Linked DNA regions of Homo sapiens: region 1 is linked to region 2. A link is a contact called in ENCODE Hi-C or POLR2A ChIA-PET data. All regions are on one chromosome and are shown on one strand. The core of a region is the stretch at or near the end of the contact, and the rest is flanking DNA. Distances in the headings are between cores, read along the strand shown. Region 1 overlaps PRKAG2 (protein kinase AMP-activated non-catalytic subunit gamma 2). Region 2 overlaps PRKAG2 (protein kinase AMP-activated non-catalytic subunit gamma 2).

What was found. Hi-C counts contacts between places; a loop is a spot of excess contacts on that map. ChIA-PET counts read pairs that join two places held with the same protein, here RNA polymerase II (POLR2A). Pooled maps may share reads with other maps.
Region 1: a loop to region 2 is called in a map of breast epithelium, with 2.8 times the contacts of the local background. The contact joins two enhancer-like sites. A Hi-C loop is called at or near these places in 1 of 168 maps with a recorded cell type or tissue (breast epithelium) and 4 of 50 pooled maps. POLR2A ChIA-PET finds 5 or more read pairs at or near these places in 1 of 52 experiments (H1).

Annotation. Positions count from the first base shown.
Region 1 is chr7:151,726,395-151,729,094 of GRCh38, forward strand. The region is part of intron 3 of PRKAG2 (protein kinase AMP-activated non-catalytic subunit gamma 2); the gene reads right to left. Among named protein-coding and RNA genes, the nearest start is that of PRKAG2-AS2, 79 kb to the right of the region's middle. RefSeq lists enhancers at 231-1,094, 1,566-1,625. Within about 2 kb of position 1,422, at least 13 of the 41 ENCODE cell types and tissues checked have a DNase peak (open chromatin) inside an H3K27ac peak, as active enhancers do.
Region 2 is chr7:151,568,056-151,570,755 of GRCh38, forward strand. It overlaps PRKAG2 (protein kinase AMP-activated non-catalytic subunit gamma 2), which reads right to left. Exons shown (of 16, transcript NM_016203.4): 10 at 2,116-2,170; 11 at 661-787. Among named protein-coding and RNA genes, the nearest start is that of RHEB, 50 kb to the left of the region's middle. Within about 2 kb of position 1,401, at least 2 of the 41 ENCODE cell types and tissues checked have a DNase peak (open chromatin) inside an H3K27ac peak, as active enhancers do.

The DNA of each region.
Region 1 (2,700 bases), core at 172-2,671, 160 kb after region 2:
CACACACGCACACACACACAGAGCTGATGCCACATTATTTACTATGGCTGCGTGCGTACCCTACTACCAGTAATCTTAGTACGAGTCCAACAGAAAGGCACACCAACGCACAAGAGTGCCCATGAGAGCACTCTGTCACAGCCCCGACTGGAAACCACGGTGTCCATTAACAACTGGACGGACGCAGGAGTCGTTGTCTGGGCAGACAGCGGAGGGTTCTGCAGCAATGAAATGGAGTTGATGAACTTCAACGCCGCACGCAGGCACGGCTGCATCTCACAAAGTGCAAGTGAAAGAAGCCAGACCAAAAAAAAATCGTGTAAATTCAAAACCAGACGATGCCAATCTTGAGGGGAAGTAGCTGGGAGAGAGTATGGGGAGCTTCTGGGGTGCTGGCTACACAAGGGTGTTCAGTTTGTGCAAATTCGTCATCTATGATCTGTGCTCTTCTCCATATGCTTACACTTTAGCAAACTTTGCCTTAAACATTTTTAGAAGTTAGCACAGCATTGTTAGTCAAGTATCAAAAAGGTGATACTGGCTGGGCGCGGTGGCTCACACCTGTAATCCCAGCGCTTTGGGAGGCCAAGGCGGGCGGATCACCTGAGGTCAGGAATTCAAGACCAGTCTGACCAACATAGTGAAACCCCGCCTCTACTAAAAATACAAAATTAGCTGGGCATGGTGGTATGCGCCTGTAATCCCACCTACTCAGGAAGCTGAGGTAGGAGAATCTCTTGAACCCAGCAGGCGGAGGTTACAGTGAGCCAAGATTGCGTCATTGCACTCCAGCCTGGGCAACGAGAGCAAAACTCAGTCTCAAAAAAAAAAACAAAAAACAAAACAAAACCGATACTCAATGGTATTTGGTGTTGGTGGGCTTTGAGGCAGACCTGCCTGTGGGGGACTGGGACCTCCAGGAGGAGGCAGGGCCCTACGCCCCTCCAGGCTGTAATGAGTGCAGGGGCAGAGGCATCCAGCCATCGAGGTGGGGAGGACCCCAGGTGAGCCACCAGCAGCCACGGGAGCCCCGTGGGGAGGAAGGCAGGCTGGGGCAGCAGGAGACCAGAGCTGGGGTGCCCCTGGGCAGGGACTCTGGAAGGGCTAGGAAACTGAGGCTGATCACCCTGCAGGCTGGCGCACGGGTGCCTGCCTGGAGACGCAGGGGTTTGCTCCTTTTTTCTGTGCTGCCAACTGGACATCCCTCCTCAGGGTCACTGGCCACAGCTGCTCAGAGGTCACTCCAGACTGCAGCCACTCCCTTTCCATCAGCCTTAGCTGTTCTGTGATCAAAACAGGGCTGGCCAGGCCCAGGAGCGAGAAGGAGGGAGGGAGGGAGGGAGGAGGGGCCTTCAGGCCCTGTATCCCCTGGGAGGCGCAGGGCAGCCGGGTCAGCGTTCAGGTGCTGTTCATTGATGAACTCACTAGCATTAGCTGATGTGTCATCTCTTCCAGCCAAAAGTGGGGCCCAGCCAAGCATCTTAGTGATGTGAGTCATCAAAACTTCCTCCTGGGTCTGCTTTGAGCCCCACCTTCCTCCTCCTGCAGTCATGCTCTTAGCCTCAGGGCCCTGGGGCGGACGCCCGGACACTCCCCCAGCAGCCTGCTTTCCAGAGGCCACTGCGCTGCTCAGCTCCGGGGGCCCGTCCTCCGTGGATCCCTCCAGGCCCAGCAGAGTGTTTGACCACGGGCCTGACCGGGAGGGGAGACGCCACCTCCTGGGGACTTGCACCCCAACCAGCACCACTGTCATGAGACACCCGGAGGCCAGCAGTCCCCAGGGCCCCAAGAACACACAGCAGCACCAGAGACTGCCTTGGCCCTCAGGGAACGTTCATGTTGATTTACGCTGAGAGCACCTGGACTTTGCCTATTTTTTTCTTCTCAATCGCTAAAAGACAAATTATTACCGCAGGGCAGAATTCATCTTGCTCTCTGAATGTACCAAGTGCTCACTCTCATCTGGAAATTGGAACCCCGGGTGACCATCCTTGGGTGCCAAGGCTCCCTGGACCCACGCACAAGCCCTGAGTGAGGTCCTGTCTCACAGGATGGGGGTGACAGAGCAGCAGGGGCTGGCCAGCACCCAGCCAGGCTGCGGCCCCAACCCCAGGTCACCAAGCTGTGGTGGCTTCTCTGTCACCGTCCAGAGTCACTATTTTAAAAATACACCCCCTTTTGAATCTCCTTTCTCCCTGCTTCATTATTTACCCCTTCAGGCTCTGAAATCTTTCCCTTTCGTCTTCGGACACTTTCAGACGCTGCAGTCCTGGAATTGTTTGTCCAGTGTTCAGCTTCTCTGCTGGGAACCCGGGCTCTCCAGAGGGCGGCTGCTCCCAGAGCCACGCCACTGTCACGACAGCTCACCTCTCACAGCCCTGATGAGCGCCCCTGGGAGAGCACGCACCTCGCTGACACCCCACCAGCGCCCAGCCCCGTCCACAGGCGATGCTCACCTGTTCCTGGGGATTTAGTCTTCCTGACTTAGAGCAGCAGCTCTGGGTGACTGGGATGGGGTCAGAAAAGGGAAAGGGGCACTTGACCGTGACATCCAAGGACACGCACCAGAGCTGCTTTGCTACCCTGCCACCCTGTGAGGTGACAGCCGCCTGGCCTGCTGAGTGACTCCGGGAGTCCTCGGGGAGCAGCACCTCTGGGAGAGCTGGGCCACTTGTCCAGGGTTCCACCAGGCAGCGCTTG
Region 2 (2,700 bases), core at 151-2,650:
GTAATTAAAAGACAAACATAAAAAGCCTCTTATAAACTCTCTGTTCTTCCTGAGTCTCTTTTAATGTTTCCAACCAAACAGGCTCAAAGTTCTGGATGACTACGGAGCCAGGTCATTTCAAGTAGCTGAGAAAACCTACAGGTTAATACAGGCCTTATTTGGACCAACATGGTATTCTCTTGCCAAAATTTTATTTGCTTCGGGTTTTTCTATCACTGCTGCAGTTTATAAGATAATCTTGAGGAAAGCATTTTTTGGAACATGTTTCTAAAACCATGACACCAGTAAAAGCAACATAAAGCAATTTTTGCTCTAGATATTAGTTCAGTTTATCTTGTACAACAGTCCTCAATTAGACTTGCAGATTGCCTTATTTCCCCTCATATGCTGGTGACAAATGTTTTAATTTAAAGAGAGAATGCCGAGTTTTGTTGTTAAAATTGTTTTGATACTTGCACTAAAAGGTGATTCTTTTAAATTGGAATCAACTTTAAGAATGTACAATTCAGAGAGTAGTAAGTTGAGAAACTGAAGTTTAGAAAGGGAGACCTCAAAACTAACAATTTCTTCTACTGAGGGTAACAGGAGCCAATTTACTTGAAGTACATTATTTAATAAGTAAATGCAATTATGTCTTTAGAAACGCTAAAAACTACTTACAAAAAGCTGGAGGAACTTGAGGATTCTTTTGTGGGTAAGTATATAAAGTGCATTCCCACTGATAGGGTCAATAACGGGCAATCTGTGGATTTTATTTTTGATCAAGGAGTATACAGCATCGAAGAGGCTGTGGGAGAAGTCATTAAAGTTGTTAGGAGGCTTTCGAGAAAAATCAGAACACTTTGGACTACCCCTGCCTTAAAGCACTTCCAGTGTTTTTATTATTGCAATAATAACAGTGTTTTGGAAGAGTTTTAAATTAGAGATCTCAGCAAATTTTTCATTTTTCACAATCTATGTTAACATATCTCAAATACAAGTGCAAGCTACAAATCTCTAGAAGAGGAGATTTTTTTTGGTTTGTTTTTTTGAGACAGGGTCTTGCTCTGTTGCCTGCCGTCATGGCTCACTGCAGCCTTGACCTCCCGGGCTCAGGTGATCCTCCCACCTCAGCCTATTTGAGTAGCTGGGACTACAGGCATGCGCCACCTTTCTTTTTTGTAGACATGGGGTTTTGCCACGTTGCCCAGGCTGCTCTCGAACTCCTGAGCTTAAGCGATCCACCCACCATGGCCTCCCATAGTGCTGGGATTACGGGCATGAGCCCTTGCGCCCAGCCAGGAAGAGGAGTTTTTTTAAAGAGTGTATTTAGTGATTTTATTTGAAAGACGATGAAACCTAAATCCTTAGAAAAGCAAACAGATACATCGTATTGGCAAGAGAGCAAAGGCTGTAGCAGCAAGCTCTCTGCATTGGTGAGTGGGCAAACTGGCTCTACCCCGGGCCGGCCCGGCTAGGAGATATTGCAGGGCCAACATTTCTGTTCTACTTGGTCCCTCTCCTGGGACTGCCAGTAAGAAGGTTGTTATACCTTTTTGTTAGGACTTGGAAATAAAATGAAAATAAATATTTTAATCTTTCTCTGTACTGGATTTGAGTTTGAAAGATGCTTTTACACCAATATGGAAATGTATCACAGCCAAACCAGAAGGCTTGGATAAAAAAGGACGGGCCAGACGACTACACAGAAGGCAGCCCATGCTCTCACCACATCTGAACCGACATCTAACACACACTGATGTTTAAACGCTAGTGTGGAGCAGAATTGCCAAGGGAGTTGTTTAAATGTGTATTCCTGGGCCCTATCCTGATTTAGCAGGTCAGGGGTAAAAGCCCAGGAATCTGCAATTTCAACACGCCCCCCAGATTGGCCGAGATCTTCGTGATGGTTTAGTATGACCCTATTACTAGACCATTATCCATCCTTAGCACCAGCAACGGCTGTGATTTTTGTAGTGTTCCTAGATTTACTGAATGCGTACAGTGTAGCTGGAATTAAGGAGGCAGGCCCTGTTTGGAATGAAGAACATGTTTATTTGTGTCTTTCTTTCTATCATGGTGATAAAACACATACATCTGAATGAATGTTTTCAAAGAAAAAAAAAACAAGTTTACCTTGCATCTGGAGATATATTCACTAAAGGCTTAAATGTTTCTTGTAAATAAAGCTCTGTATTTATAGAAAGAAAATATGCAGTTAGTAACACATTTGCTGTTTGCAGTTATAACACAAATTCAAATACCCTTCAGTTTACGGTTAATAGTTAGAAGGATTAAAAACTCAAATAAAAAGAAATTTAATTTGCCTAAAACTCCTGTGTTAATCATAGTTATGGCTATTTTAAACAACTTCCAAACTGTTTTCAGGATGTTGCATTTGAAGAAAAATTAAATATTAAAAAACAATGTGACAGTAAGTGTTTATAAAATCAGGAAAAACAAAGAAATCTGATAAAAGAGCAATACCAGCAGAGGTCACTAGAATGCTACCAGGTTCACCTTACTCTCAAGAAATGAAGCAATTATGAAATTTAAAAAATCAATTTCCATAAGTTATAAGATAAAATCAGTTATGACAAACTTTGTTCTTTAAATATTTTTAAGTATTATTTTACCAAATTGATGCTCAAAACCTACTGCATTGTGGGCATCTTTCCAGCACATAAAAACTGTTTTTTTCTGAAGATATCAACTGCAATT